2 separate regions of the Homo sapiens genome follow, and region 1 is linked to region 2. A link is an interaction called in ENCODE POLR2A ChIA-PET data of the cell type or tissue named here. Cell type or tissue: endothelial cell of umbilical vein. All regions are shown on one strand. Each heading gives the region's core, and the rest is flanking DNA. Links, peaks and the distances in the headings are about the cores only.

What was found. Peaks named below come from ENCODE experiments on the same cell type or tissue, not always from the same donor. Only the 100,000 strongest peaks of a DNase experiment are listed, where the experiment ranks them.
Region 1: POLR2A ChIA-PET joins it to region 2 with 7 read pairs; 1 of 35 experiments calls an interaction of 5 or more read pairs at or near these places.

Annotation. Positions count from the first base shown.
Region 1 is chr5:147,463,385-147,470,483 of GRCh38, reverse strand. The region is part of intron 1 of DPYSL3 (dihydropyrimidinase like 3); the gene reads left to right. Among named protein-coding and RNA genes, the nearest start is that of DPYSL3, 43 kb to the left of the region's middle. In endothelial cell of umbilical vein, for the core only: a CTCF peak has its summit at 6,098 (motif pointing left); DNase peaks (open chromatin) are centred at 3,713 and 6,053.
Region 2 is chr5:146,472,040-146,479,138 of GRCh38, reverse strand. It overlaps TCERG1 (transcription elongation regulator 1), which reads right to left. Exons shown (of 23, transcript NM_001382548.1): 10 at 486-646. Among named protein-coding and RNA genes, the nearest start is that of TCERG1, 28 kb to the right of the region's middle. In endothelial cell of umbilical vein, for the core only: a CTCF peak has its summit at 3,737; DNase peaks (open chromatin) are centred at 2,998 and 3,948; H3K27ac peaks cover 648 bases.

The DNA of each region.
Region 1 (7,099 bases), core at 1,192-6,191, 990 kb before region 2:
ATAAACTGGTTGAGGTTGGTCCAGACAGAGGGAGCAGACAGTGGGAAAGGACCAAGCACTGAGACCCGGGTTTCCAGTGAAGATGACCAGGTGAAGGGAGGTGTCACCAGCTGAGCTACAGAGCACCGGAAAAGGTAAAGAGAAGTTTCCGGAATCTATGTTAGATTTGTTTAGTGCTCTAGGTGCCCTAGAAAGTAGATTATAATACCAAGAATAATATGCAGAAGGCTTATTAGGGAGTGCTCTGAAGGTCAACACCAAGGAAGGGAAGAAAAGGAAGGAGATGGAGGCAGAATTGGGTAGAGGGAGAAGGCTGCCTCAATGGACACCTCAGCTGACCCTGAAGGGAGTTACGAAGAGAGGATGAACCTTCAGCTTGCTCCTGAGTTGGGATAAGGGTCAGGCCTTTACAACTCCTCATCAGTATCATTGCATGTGGGTCACCCCTCAAGGCAGTGACGTCTCAGACAAAATGGATGTCTTTAGCTGAAGCAATGTCCAAAGGTGGCTGACAACTGAGAGCCTTCTGCCAGTAGCTTTTGCAGAAGCTGGAGTCATAAGCCCTTTATTCCTGAAGGATCAAGATGGTGCACCAAAGGGGCCACTGTATTGTAACTGAGGCGCTTGTGGATCACCTAGGTGGAAACATCCTGTATGCAGTTAGATGTATGATACTGAGGCTAAGAGGAGAGGGCTGGCTAGAGCTAAGGATTGGGAAGCAATATTATACCAGTGAGAATGGGTGACCTCTTTGGGGTCATACACCCTTTGAGAATCTGAAGAAAACTAGAGATTCTTCTTCCCAGAAAAATGTGCAAAAAATATATATATCCATGGAATTTTTGGAGGTTCACCTTTTGGCTATCTTTTGATTGGGTTCACTCAATAACATTCTGTGCCTTGGGCAACATCATGCAATATTTTAATTAATCTGATTAAATAGTCCAGTTTATTGGAGCATTCCCAGAATATCAGGACCTCTCCAACATTTTACCTAATCTTCATGCTATCTAACTTAACCATATTATCCCTATTTTATAGAGGAGAAAACTGAGTTTAAAAGAACTTGTGTGGGGCACCACAGTTGCTACAGCAGAGCTAGAATTTAAACACTGGTTTGTGTGACTAGCAGAGTTGGATTCCATTTCTGAGCTCCATGATATATCTTCTCACCTGGGCCCTATCAGGGCAACAAGTGGCCTCTTGCCAAGTAGAGAGGAAAGCAAGGGGACCTAAAGAACAGTCAAGGAGGTGTATTGATATTGCCCTACAGCTGCTATCAGTGATGCGGAGTATTACTGGAGAAGGGGAAAATTACTGACATCAAGCAAACAGCTCCAGAGCCAGGGACTGGCCAAGGCTACAATGTGCTTGAGGGTGCCCCAGTGGTCATAAGAATTTTGGCAGAGGAGTCTGCCATTCTGTCCCTGGTGGTGGCTGATTGGCTGCCTCGGATATTCTTCTGTTTTATTGGTGTTGTCGTGGAAAATAGCGTACATTGTATTCGCAACTTAATTGGCTAGTTCTTTTCTATTTTACTTGAAAAAAATTTAATATGAATATCATTATTGCTGTCCATTGGCTCTTATCATCTTTTTATCCTAAAGAAAACTCAACTTGCAAGGTCATAATAAAACAATCATTATTTACATTAGGTAATGGGTGCAGCACACCAACATGGCACATGTATACATATGTAACAAACCTGCACATTGTGCACATGTACCCCAGAACTTAAAGTATAATAAAAATATATACATATATATAAGAAAAAAAATTATTAAGTTAATGAGTCAAATCAACTTTCTATGGCAAAACATAGTTTCTACCTTTACAGAGTAGGTTCTTTACAACAAACTTTCTGATAATCTAGTTTCTTGCGATAGTCTTTTACAGTCACAGAGAGTTAAGTGGGGAGAGCTTGGACCTGTTAAAATAGGCCTTCAATATTACAAGAAGTTCTCTGCAGGTTTTTAGTCAGGGGACATAAAGAGAAGTTTAACTTTGTGGTGACAAAATAAAGACTAACTATAGATTTAAATTAAATTCTGTAGTAGATGTATAAACATCCACTGAGCTTTCCTCTTATCTTTCTAAACAAAGGCAAATTGCAAATCCAGTGCATTGTAGTTGTGAAATCATTTGTAATAGTGGTTTCTTAAAGCTAGCTCTACAAGTGATTTCCAGGACTCCTGCTTGGAAAAAGAAAGTAGTGCCTGCTTTTAACTTTAATTTTAATTAAGGCTGAGTGAGTCAAAGATATGTGGGTGTTAAAAATCATTGTTTTCCATAGTGGCATTAGCTTAAAACCCTCATTACAATAGAGCCATTGTTCTATTAACTAGCACCTTTTTATGCATTATAAAGGATCACTGCTATGGTCCAAATGTTGGTGTTGGAAATTTATATGTTGGAACTTAATTTGTATTTTGGAGCCTAAAATTCAATGTGACAGTTTTAAGAAGTAGGCCTTTTGGGAAGTGATTAATCAATAAGGCTCTGCCCTCACGAATGCAGTTAGTGCCCTTATAAAAGAAGTTCAAGGGAGCTGTCTTGCCCATTCAGCCAGGTGAGGACCTAGAAGGCACCATCCAGGAGGAATAGGCCACTCACCAGACACAGAATCTGCTGATGCCTTAATCTCAGACTTTTCAGCCTCCAGAACTGTGAGAAATAAATTTCTGTTGTTTGTACATTACGCAGTCTAAGATATTTTGTTATAGCAGCAGGAATGGACTAAGACAATCCCCATGAAAGGTATAATCTAATGAAGTGTCAATAACACAAAATTATTCATCTCTTTTGCCAGCAATACCTTGATGTTTTTGGAGGTCCGTGTAAATTGTTTGTAGCTGTGAGGTACTGAAAAGAAGACTTGGTTACTTGTTAAAATATGCATTAATTGTGTATGCCTTTTTGGAAGGCGTTCTGTATATGTACTCTATTAATAAATTCAGTCCAGAAGGTCCTTATCTAATTTGGTGTACGATTACAGCAGGGAGGCAAGATTAGTATTTGACTAGGGGCCAGGTTGGGCAGGTTTCCTTCATTTTCCATCCACTCACTTCTATGGGGACTTCAAAATCTATTCTTTTAATTATCCTGTACTATAATGATATACACCAGCAACTCCTTTCAAATGAATCAACCCATTTTTCTGTTTCATAAGACCTGTTTCCCCTTTTTTGTGTCAGCATATCCACTCAGCTATTCTACCAGCTACTTTAACAGGTGAGGCAAGTAAGGCTAAGGTTTTTCAGGTTGTTAATTCCAAAGTCAAATAATTTGAAACAAATTTGGAAAATCTAACAGCTTTCTCTATTTCTGTTTTTTGCCTCTTATGTTTATGTCTCCAGTGAAAAAATAAGTGCCTGGCCCTTTAAACTATCTAAGTACTCCACTTGAGGCCAGGTGAGCTCAGGTCACTGGACCCCCTGAGCTCAGAAATCTAGGGTCTTATTTGGGATCAGTGTGTAGAGGTGGCCAAATCAATAAAAAGTACTCATTTGTTGACACTCCATTTGCTAGAGGTGCCTGTTTCTCATCCCAGGGCTCCTTGGATAAGTTGCTCGGTGCAATCTGTGTCTAGACTCTCAGGCATGTGTCTCTGCCATCCCTACTTTCCCCCGCAAAACGGAGCCAGAACTAATGAGGCCAATGGCCCTGGAACATTTGCTATAGCTGAGTACAGGAAACAGGAGGGAAAAACACAAACAACACAGCCAAAGTCCCTTCCTGAAGATGGAGGGGAAGCCTGCAAAATACAAAGTGGGATTGCAGCCTCACACTTTGGGGTTGGCTTGCTGTTCTGAGTCCCCATCCAGGAGTGAGTTTCACATCCTTCTGGGAGTGAACTGTTGTGCTATTCAGGAAGGGATCTGAACTCAATCACATGTGCTTCCATTCACCCAAGGGTGAAATTGACTGCACTTAACTGAAGATTCAGCAGCTCCGGCGCATGTTCTCAGACAGGCTTTTAACAGACAGGGTGCAGGTAGTTCCGGGATTCAGTCTTGTGATTTAGGGCTCAGTGCTGGTGGAGTGAGGGTGGGCTGGAAAGGAGGTAGTTCCCTGGAGATAACTCACTGCCATCTTAATTCTGAACAGATATCAAACACTCCTTCAGAATACAACACCCTTCACATTTGAGACACAGACTCCCTATTCTCCAATTCCTAAATAACTCAACAGTCTCTAAATTTCTGATGCCAGAAATTCAGATGACCATAAACCAGGCAGGGGCATAAATAAATGGCAGCAAACCCCATGTAAAGGAAGAGGAAGCAACAGACATTATGGCTAATTGGAGAATACATATTCTGTCAACAGGCAGCCAATATTTTACTCTAGCTAATGGGCACTGATGTGTGTCTATGAGCCCAGAATTGCCAGGTCTCTTAATTTTTAAAGAAATATAAATGTGAGTGTGAAATCTATAAAATTTAAAATGCTGGCTAAATAAAAAATGTCTGTCCATGTACATATTTATTTAATATCAATCTCACTGTTGTTGGCTGAGTATCCTGGGAAGCAGATCTGAGAAGAATAATAGGATGAAGGAAGTTTATTCGGGAGTGTTCCTGGATCGACATCTGTGGAAGGGAAGAGAAAAAGAAGGATCAGGGAGAGGGACAAGTTAAGCCGTGTTGTGGTCTTAACAAAGGCTTCAGCAGACCTTATATGACCTTATAGGCAGGCATGATACTGGGATAACCCTTTAGAATTCTTCCCCTTTTTTGACTAGAAGGCCAGGCCTCTGGGTGCTCACATTAACCAACTATCGGGTCATATGCCCTGGGTCGGCGGGGCTTTAGACAGGGGCAATTTTCAGAAAAGGGTTGAGAGCACCCGGGGTAATAAATCCCTTAGTCTTAAGGGACCAGGGGCCGGGAACAGTGGCTCACCCCTGTAATCTCAGCACTTTGGGAGGCCAAGGCGGGTGGATCACCTGAGGTCAGGGGCTTGAGACCACCCTGGCCAACACAGTGAAACCCAGTCTCTACTAAAAATACAAAAATTAGCCAGGCGTGGCGGCAGGCACCTGTATTCCCAGCTACTTGGGAGGCTGAGGCAGGAGAATCGCTTGAATCCGGGAGGTGGAATTTGCAATGAGCCAAGATTGTGCCACTGCACTCCAGCCTGGGCAACAGTGCGAGGCTCCGTCAAAAAAAAAGAGAGACCTGGGTAGAATACCAAGTGTCTACTACAGACCACTCTTCATATAGCTCAGATTCACTTCCTCGTTATTGTTGTTGTTTTGTTTTTTGTTTATTTTATTTTATTTTTGAGAGAGACAGGATCTCACTTTCTTGTCCAGGCTGGAGTGCAGTAGTGTGATCACAGCTCACTGCAGCCTTGACCTCCTGGGCTCAACTAATCCTCCTATTTTAGCCTCCCAAGTAGCTGGAATTACAGGCATGTGCCACCACGTTCAGCTAATTTTTAAAACTTTTGTAGAGAAAAAGCTATGTTGGCTAGGCTAGTCCTGAACTCCTGGGCTCAAGCAATTCTCTCCCTTTGCCCTCCCAAAGAGCTAGGATTACAAACATGAGCCACCACAGCTGACCTCAGATTTACTTCTCTGTGTACGTTCAGGGAGCAAAAACTTCAGGATTTAGGGTCTCTTCTCTTGGGAGGTCTCAGGGCCTCTTTTTCCACAGCTGGTCTTAAGACCACAGTAAGACCCATTATTGTCCTCTACTGACCATTCTAGATGCTCCTCACTCTCAGCTAGTACCTTCACTGGTCCAGATGGTTTGCCTGGTGTTAGGACATGGAAGGGGCAGAGTCCCTGGTCACCATGGCTTTCTCAGGCTCAAGTACATTATGGCTGATGTACTTGTCTATACCATTAATGCTGGGCAAGTTAGTACATATAAGAACCCATGTAGTTCACAAAGGTACTATACATACTCTTCCTTTCTTTTATCGTGTAACAGCAGCCTTACCTTCTCCTGATAATCAGGGTCCTACAAGGATGCTGACTCTCCTTGCTTGTTTACAGACTCTGGGCCCATGAGCCCGAAGTACACAGGTAGCAGCTGCAACTTAGAGTTCAGTAGGATTCTTGCTATGCCCCCTGGTGGAAACATTTCTCCTTGGTGAAAAGGCACTAAATAACCCAGAACCGCAGAAGTGGAAAGCGTGTATTTCGAGTTGGGTCCCTGGGAGTGAAGGTAAAAGGGATCACTCCTGCTTCTTCCCCTTGGTTCTTGCATTCATGTATTCTTCCTTTTGGGACACAGCACCATATAAAGGGCATTGATGTAAAATGTCCAGTGCACCCTGGAGGATGGCTCCCTATCCTTGCACAGACTCCTCTCTGAATTGGCACTTCAGTTGTCCCTTCAATAGGCCATTCCTTCACACTCAGGATGGTAGCTTCTGGTTAAAATGGTATTTGATATAACTGTGGATCCTGTGGTCATGTGGCCTTTCTTGTATCTCATTTGTTATTGAGTGGGCCCATTGGTCTCATGTGATGTTTTGTGGGATCCTGTGCCAGTTAATGAGACACTCCTTAAGCCCTCAAATAGTGGTGTTGACTAAGGCCCTAGCAGCAGCAAAGGCAAATCTGTGCCTAGAATGTGTTCATTTCTGTAAAAATTAATCCCTGTGCCTTCTAGTATGAAAGGGGCCCAGTGTATTCAACTTGTCACCAAGTGGCTGCTTGTATCTTTAAGGGATGGTGCCAGATTGGAAAGTAGGGTTGCTCTCTCTTGCTGGCATGACGGACATTTGACAGCACCAGTAGCTGAATCAGCATTGGTCGGTTCCCTGCATTGCCTCTAGCCCTGTCACTGTGCCTACTCTAATCATATGCCCATTGTGCCACATTGGGGCTGCTGATGGCAGAGCCTGGCAGATGTCAACTAACAGGGTCACTTTATGTACCTCATGGTTTAGTGCCTCTTCTGTGATGGATGCCCTCTGGGGGGCATTAACAATGCAATACATGTATCTTGACTCTTCATGCCCATTCCCTTAGGTCCACCCATCTGCTTCTACCCACGACTTTCTTTTCCTCGATCTTTTAATCTTTCCCCTTCCGGGTCCAAGTCAACGCTGCCTAGGGTCTATATATAATCTTAAGCCACGT
Region 2 (7,099 bases), core at 1,132-6,131:
TATGAGATAGATTAAAAGATAATCTCTTAGTAAGGTTTAGGTGTCTAGTCTCAGGAATATAAGGAGCTTACCATCTAATTCAAAAGATTGAGATTTTGTATTTTTAAAAAATTTGTAATGTATTATTTCAAGAAATATATTACTAGTCACAAAAGGTGCTAAAAGGCCCACCGAGGAGCATTTTAGTAGTATTGATAAGCACTAAGCAAGCAGCAACACTACCAACCATATCTTGGACTAACTGAAAATCTTGAGTAGGACAATAAATTAAAGACACACATATTTTACAAAGCACAATCTTATCCAAATTCTCTCCATATTTTTAATCTCTATTATTTCATTCAAACTAGGATAGCAGTCTATTTTTTTCGAATGCTTCTTATATTCTTTGAAAAATAAAGGGTTTCTAAATGCCTTCCACATTTTCTATCAAAATATGAAAAGAATGTTAAAATCAGTGGATAAATTCCTAATTTAAAACTTACTTAGTTTCTTCAATTCCTCCATTCCTTTTTTATGAGGGGGCTCCTGAATAATTTTGTCAACATCTGCCCTGCCAATCAGATCATCAGGTCGGTCCCACATAGAAAGACGAGTGGTGGGATTATAAAAGAAGACCCGCTCATCACCAGTCCAAACGACACACCTAAGAATTGATGCAAAATATCATTCTCTTATGTTACAGAACATATTTTACAGCTAGGACTTCTTTCAGCCTGTTACAAGTAGGGAGATGAGGGTACTGAAGAACGACATGTTCTTATTACCAATAGTTATTTACAGAGAACCAAACATGGTTTTTACAAGATAACTGAATGACTCAAGCAAAAATAACAGATCAACATATTAACTGAGAAAACCAAGAAATGCAAAGCAATTTGTGATCAGAGATTAAAATGCTTAGGAATTTGGTTTGGCACACTCAATTTGAGAGTACTAAATTTTAAACTATCAGAAAGAATGAGTTTAATGGCAACAATAATGCTATTAAGCAGTTCTAAAGCTAAAGAACAGACATAGCATCCTAGCTACTATAGTTCTTAATATTTCTTAACAAACCAAAACTACATACTGAAATGCAACCTTCTATGAAGACTTTAAGATCTAATTATATCTAAAATAAAAAGTAAAGGGAAGGCCCAGCACGGTGGCTCAGGCCTGTAATTCTAACACTTTGGGAGGCCAAAGCAGGAGGATCACTTGAGCTCAGGAGTTTGAGACCAGCCTGGGCAACATGGTGAAAGGCCATCTCTACAAAAAATATTAATTAAAAAAATTAGCTGGATGTGATTGCACGAGCTTGTAGACCCAGCTACTCAGGGCTGAGGTGGGAGGATCACCTGAGCCCGGGAGGTCAAGGCTGCAGTAAGTTGTGATCGCACCACTGCACTCCAGCCTGAGCAATAAAGTGAGACCCAGTCTCAAAAAAAAAAAAAAAAAAAAAAAGTAAAGTACCAATTGCACTAGGGCATCATACACTGCAGCCCACTACAAGCACTACAAGCCATTGGTCCTGTTAATTACAGTTAGAAAACTCAAAGGAAAAAAAAAACCACAACTACATTCAGACTCTGTATAGTATAGTCTTAATGAATAAACAGAAAGCAATACGGAGGACAGCCAAAATTTAGAGAAACAACTGCAAGGGAGTAAATCTCCCATTTCACCCACCTCGTAGCTCTGCCCTGAGGGTGATCTCTGGTTGCAGAGTGGCATGGTTGCAGTAGCATGGCAGCTAAAACCCCAACAGAAACTAAGTCTATATGACCTGATCATCAAATTAATCAACAGTTGTCAAGTCCAAGGTAACTTACAAGTTGAAATGATCAGACTAAGCCTCCTATGTTAAGATAGTAAAAAACTTTGAAGCAACAATAACTATACCTCCCTGAGATAAAGAAAAACACACTTAAAATAAATGAAAAGAGTTCAGTAATGAAATATAAACTACAAAAAAAAAACCAAAAGGAAAATTTAGAAATTAAAAATAACTGAAATTAAATTTCACTGGATTGGCTCAAGACAGAATGGAGACGCCAGGAAACAATCAGTGAATTAGAAGATGGATCAGCTGGGCATGGTGGCTCACGCCCGTACTTCTCACACCTGCACTTTGAGATGCTGAGGTGCGAGGATCACTCGAAGCCAGCAGTTTGAAACCTGCCTGGGAAACAAAGTGAGACCCTCCATCTCTACAAAAAATAAAAAATTTTAAATTATCCAGGCGTGATGGCATGCACCTGTAGTCCCACCTACCCAGGAGGCAGGAGGCTGGGGCAGTGAGCTATGATCGTGCCACTGTACTCCAGCCTGGGTGACAGAGCAAGACCCTGTCACAAAAAAATAAAATAAAAAATCAATAATTAACTATCTCATCTGAAGAACAGAGGAGGTGGGGACGGACCCCCAAGTCCGAAAATTAATGAGGACCACGAAGCTCCAAATTGAGGGGGTTTGGAGTTGGTTACTAGCTTTTCATGTACAATACTCAAACAGAGAAACCACAACCCAGGAATATATTCTTGGAATACAGACTGTTTTTATAACTTTGAAACCAAGTAAATATTTTCCATAATTATTTTTTTTAAATGAGCCTGTGTAACAGTCAGTGGAATAATTATATAGAAATTATACAGAAAACAACTATTCCAAGTGCCTTTAAAACACAGTAATTTGATTATACATTCCTAGAGCAACAACAAAAACTATCTTCAGTAATTATATTGTTAGTGATAGTTTTGGTATTGTTACTCAGTGACATGTCTGAGAAAAGCAAATGAGTAATTAGGTCACTATCATTGAGAAACAGTATTTTCAGCAAGAAATGAGATACTGAAGATAGATGATGAGGTTCAATAAAAATCTTCAGGTAGATCTAAATGGCAAGTAATGGTATCAACTCATGCTGTATCTTTGAATGTGTATATCTTCCAGCTGGGTCTGCCAAAGAAGTCTAAAAATAATGACTAATTCAGTTGCAAACTATCCACTTCCCACAAAAGTGCCAAGAGCCCCCTGCAGAAATGGCTCAGTCTAGGTCTGAGACAGGAAATATATACAAGATAAGCCTAGAACATCTTGTCACAGCAGAAAGCAGGGAAGCTACAGAGGATTTTAACAAAAAAAAACCTAAAAAGTTAGCGCAAGAGGCTTCTCCTGACCAAAGATGAGACAATTTTAAACATCAATAAGGATAAAAACTGCAATAGATTAAAAACATAGAAAATATATTTAAACCTATGAATAATACTCAAACCAACTCACTATTCTGAAAACTGCTAAGCCCTTCCCTTCCTATACAATTTGTACCTCTAAGTGACCAATGGTGATAAGGGGAAGTATCTCTCTATAAGCATCCCAGTTAATGAAAAGGGAATAAAAGAAATACATTACCACTACTTTCAACCCTTAACACAGTTATGCCTAGTGTTCCATTATTGGAACGCTAAGCTTGTGGGATTTATATCCTACTGCTCAAGGTCATTGCCAAGGTCTGATTTTTCACAAAAAAAATTTGCAACCTTCAGCATAAATGGGTTAATGATTTAATCGGGTTAATGATTTAATCAATCTTGGCCAGAGTTTTTCAATCTTACACTGCTGACATATTGGGCTAGGTAAGTAATTCTTGTTGGGAGCAGTCCAGTGCATAATAGGATGTTTAGAGCATCCCTAGCATCTATCTGCTAGATGCCACTAACACCCTCCAAGTTTTGACAACCAAAAATTGTCTCCAGGCATTGCCAAACGTCCACTAGGGGCAAAATTACTCCTAGTTGAAAACATCTGATCTACACAATAATAATCATCACTTATGAACTAGGCTTGCCAAAAAGATTAAATCCGAATCTGATCACACTTCTAGACCTGCTTGCCTGTCTGTAGGAAATTCAGGAATGGAGGATCCTATTAGACAGTACCATGGGGACAAATCCAGACTTGGGAACACTATAGGAAAAACATTTATTTCTTCAATAACAAAAACAAGGAAAAGAAGTCAGAAGGGAACCTATAGATTACAAGACTTCAGAAACAAGCCAAATCATTGCAATGTGTGGATTGTATATAGATTAAATAAGTTGGAGCAGGAACAGGAAATGAAGCACAGATGTGGCAAAAGGAAGAAAAGGGAAAAACAAGATAAGAGAAAAAAAGAAGTAGACAGGCGTACCTCGGATATTGTGGGTTCAGCTCCAGACCAACAAAATACAGCAAATATTGCAATAAAGTAAATCTCAAAATTTTTGTATCCCACCATATACAAAAGTTATATTTACATCATGCTGTAGTCTATTTAGTGTGCAACATTATGTCCAAAAGAACCAATGTACATACTATAATTTAAAAATACTTTATTGCTAAAAAAATGCTATCATCTGAGCTTTCAGGGCATCATAATGTTTTTGCTGGTGGAGGGTCTTGCCTCAATCTCTTGATGGCTGAACACTCATGAGGCTGGTGGTTGCTGATGACTGGGGTAGCTGTGGCAATTTCTTAAAATAAGACAAATATGAAGTTTTCTATATCAATTGACTCCCCCTTTCGCAAAAGATTTCTCTGTAGCATGCAATGCTGTTTGATAGCATTTTACCTACAGTACAGCTTCCTTAAAGTTTGGCATCAATCAAAATGGAAGCCCTGCTGCTGCTTTATCCACCAAGTTTATGTAATATTCTAAATCCCTTATTATTTCAACAATGTTCATGGCATCTTCACCAGTAGATTCTATCTGAAGAATTCACTTTCTTTGCTCATACATAAGAAGCAACTCCTGACCCATTACAGTTTTCTCATAAAATTGCAGCAATTCTGGCTCATCTTCAGGCTCATTTCTAATACTAGTTCTCTTGCTATTTCCATCACATCTGCAGTGACTTCCTTCACTGAAGTCTTCAGTTCCTCAAAATCATCCATGAGAGTTGGTATCAACTTCCTCCAAACTCCTGTTAATGTTAATATCTGGACCTCCTCCCATGAATCACCAGTGTTCTTAATGGCATCTACAATGGTGAATTGTTTACAGAAGGTGTTCTATTGACTTTGCCCAGATCCACCAGAGGAATCACAATCTACGGCAGCTATAGCCTGATGAAATCACAATCTATGGCAGCTATAGCCAGATCCACCAGAGGAATCACAATCTATGGCAGCTATAGCCTTATTACTTTCAGTAATAAGACTTGAAAGTCAAAATGACTCCTTGATCCATGGGCTGCAGACTGGATGTTGTTAGCGGCATGAAAACACCATTCATCTCCTTGTACATTTCCATCACAGCTCTTGGGTGAAGAGGTGCTTTGTCAATGAACAGCAATATTTTGAGGAAAAAAACAAACTTCTTTCTGAGCAGTAAGTCTCAACAGTGGGCTTAACTCAGTAAACCATGCTATCAACAGATATGCTGTTATCCAGGCTCTGCTGTTCCATTTATAAAGCACAAGCAGAGTAGATTTAACGTCATTCTCAAGGGCCCTAGGATTTTCAAAATGGTAAATGAGCAGTGGCTTCAACTTAAAGTCACCAGAGAGATGGTGAGAGTCAGCCCATCCTTTGAAGCCAAGCGGTGACTTCTCTCTAGCTATCAAAGTCCTGGGATGGCATGTTCTCCCAATAGAAGGCTGTTTCGTCTACACTGAAAATCTCTTGTTTAGTGTAATTGCCCTCATCGATAACCTTAACTTGATCTTCTGGATAACTTGCTACAGCTTCTACATCAGCACGTGCTGCTTCCTCTTGCACTTATGTTATGGAGATGGCTTCTTACTTAAATCTCATGTACCAACCTCTACTAGCTTCCAACTCTTCTTCTGCAGCTTTCTCACCACTCTCAGCCTTCACAGAACTGAGGGCAGGTAGGGCATCTCTTGTGGATTAGGTTTTGGCTTAATGAAATGTTGTAGCTGGTTTGATCATCTATCCAGACCACTCAAACTTTCTCCATTATCAGGAATAAGGTTCTTATCATTCTTATGTTCACATGAATAGCACTTTTCATTTCCTTCTTTTGCATTCACAACTTGGCTATTTAGCCCAAAAGGCCTAGCTTTCAGCCTATCTCGGCTTTTGACATGCCTTCCTTACTAAGCTTAATCATGTTTAGTTTTTGACTTAAAGTGAGAGGTATGTAGCTGGGCATGGTGGCTCATGCCTGTAATCCCAGCACTTTGGGAGGCCAAGGTGGGCGGATCACGAGGTCAGGAGATCGAGACCATCCTGGCTAATACGGTGAAACCCCATCTCTACTAAAAATGCAAAAAATTAGCCAGGCGTGGTGGCGTGTAACTATAATCCCAGCTATTTGGGAAGCTGAGACAGAAGAATCGCTTGAACCCAGGAGGCGGAAGTTGCAGTGAACCAAGATCGCACCACTGCACTCCAGCCTGGGCGACAGAGCAAGACTCCGTCTCAAAACACACACACACACACACACACACACAAAGTGAGAGGTATGTGACTCTTCCTTTCACTTGAACACTTTGAGGGCATTATAGGGCTACTAATTGGCCTAATTTCAATATTGTTGTGTCTCAGGGAAAATGGACACCCGAGGAGAGGAAGAGAGATGGGGAACAGCCGGTCGGTGGAACAGTTAGATCACACACGTTTATCAATTAGGTTCACCATCTTACATGGGTGTGGTTTGTGGCACCCCAAAACAATTACAACAGTAACATAAAAGATCACTGATCGCAGATCACTGTAACAGATATAAAAATAATGAAAAAGTTTGAAATATCCCAAGAATTACCAAAATGTAACACCGAAACACAAAATGAGCACATGCTGTTGAAAAAATGAAACCAAGAGGCATGTTAGATACAGGGTTGCCACAAAACTTTCAATTTTTAAAAACACAGTATCTATGAAGCACAAGATAGTGGAGCACTATAAAATGAGGTATGCCATACTTAGATTGAAAGACATAATTTTACACAATTCTATAAATGTAATCGCATAGTGAGTAAACATGCAAAAACAAATTTAAAATATTTTAAACAAAAAGTAGATTCAGGATCTCACAGTGGTCATGTCTATAATTATGAAGAATACACATTAATGGAGAGTAGTACTAGGAAGACACTTGTAGTAATTGAACTTC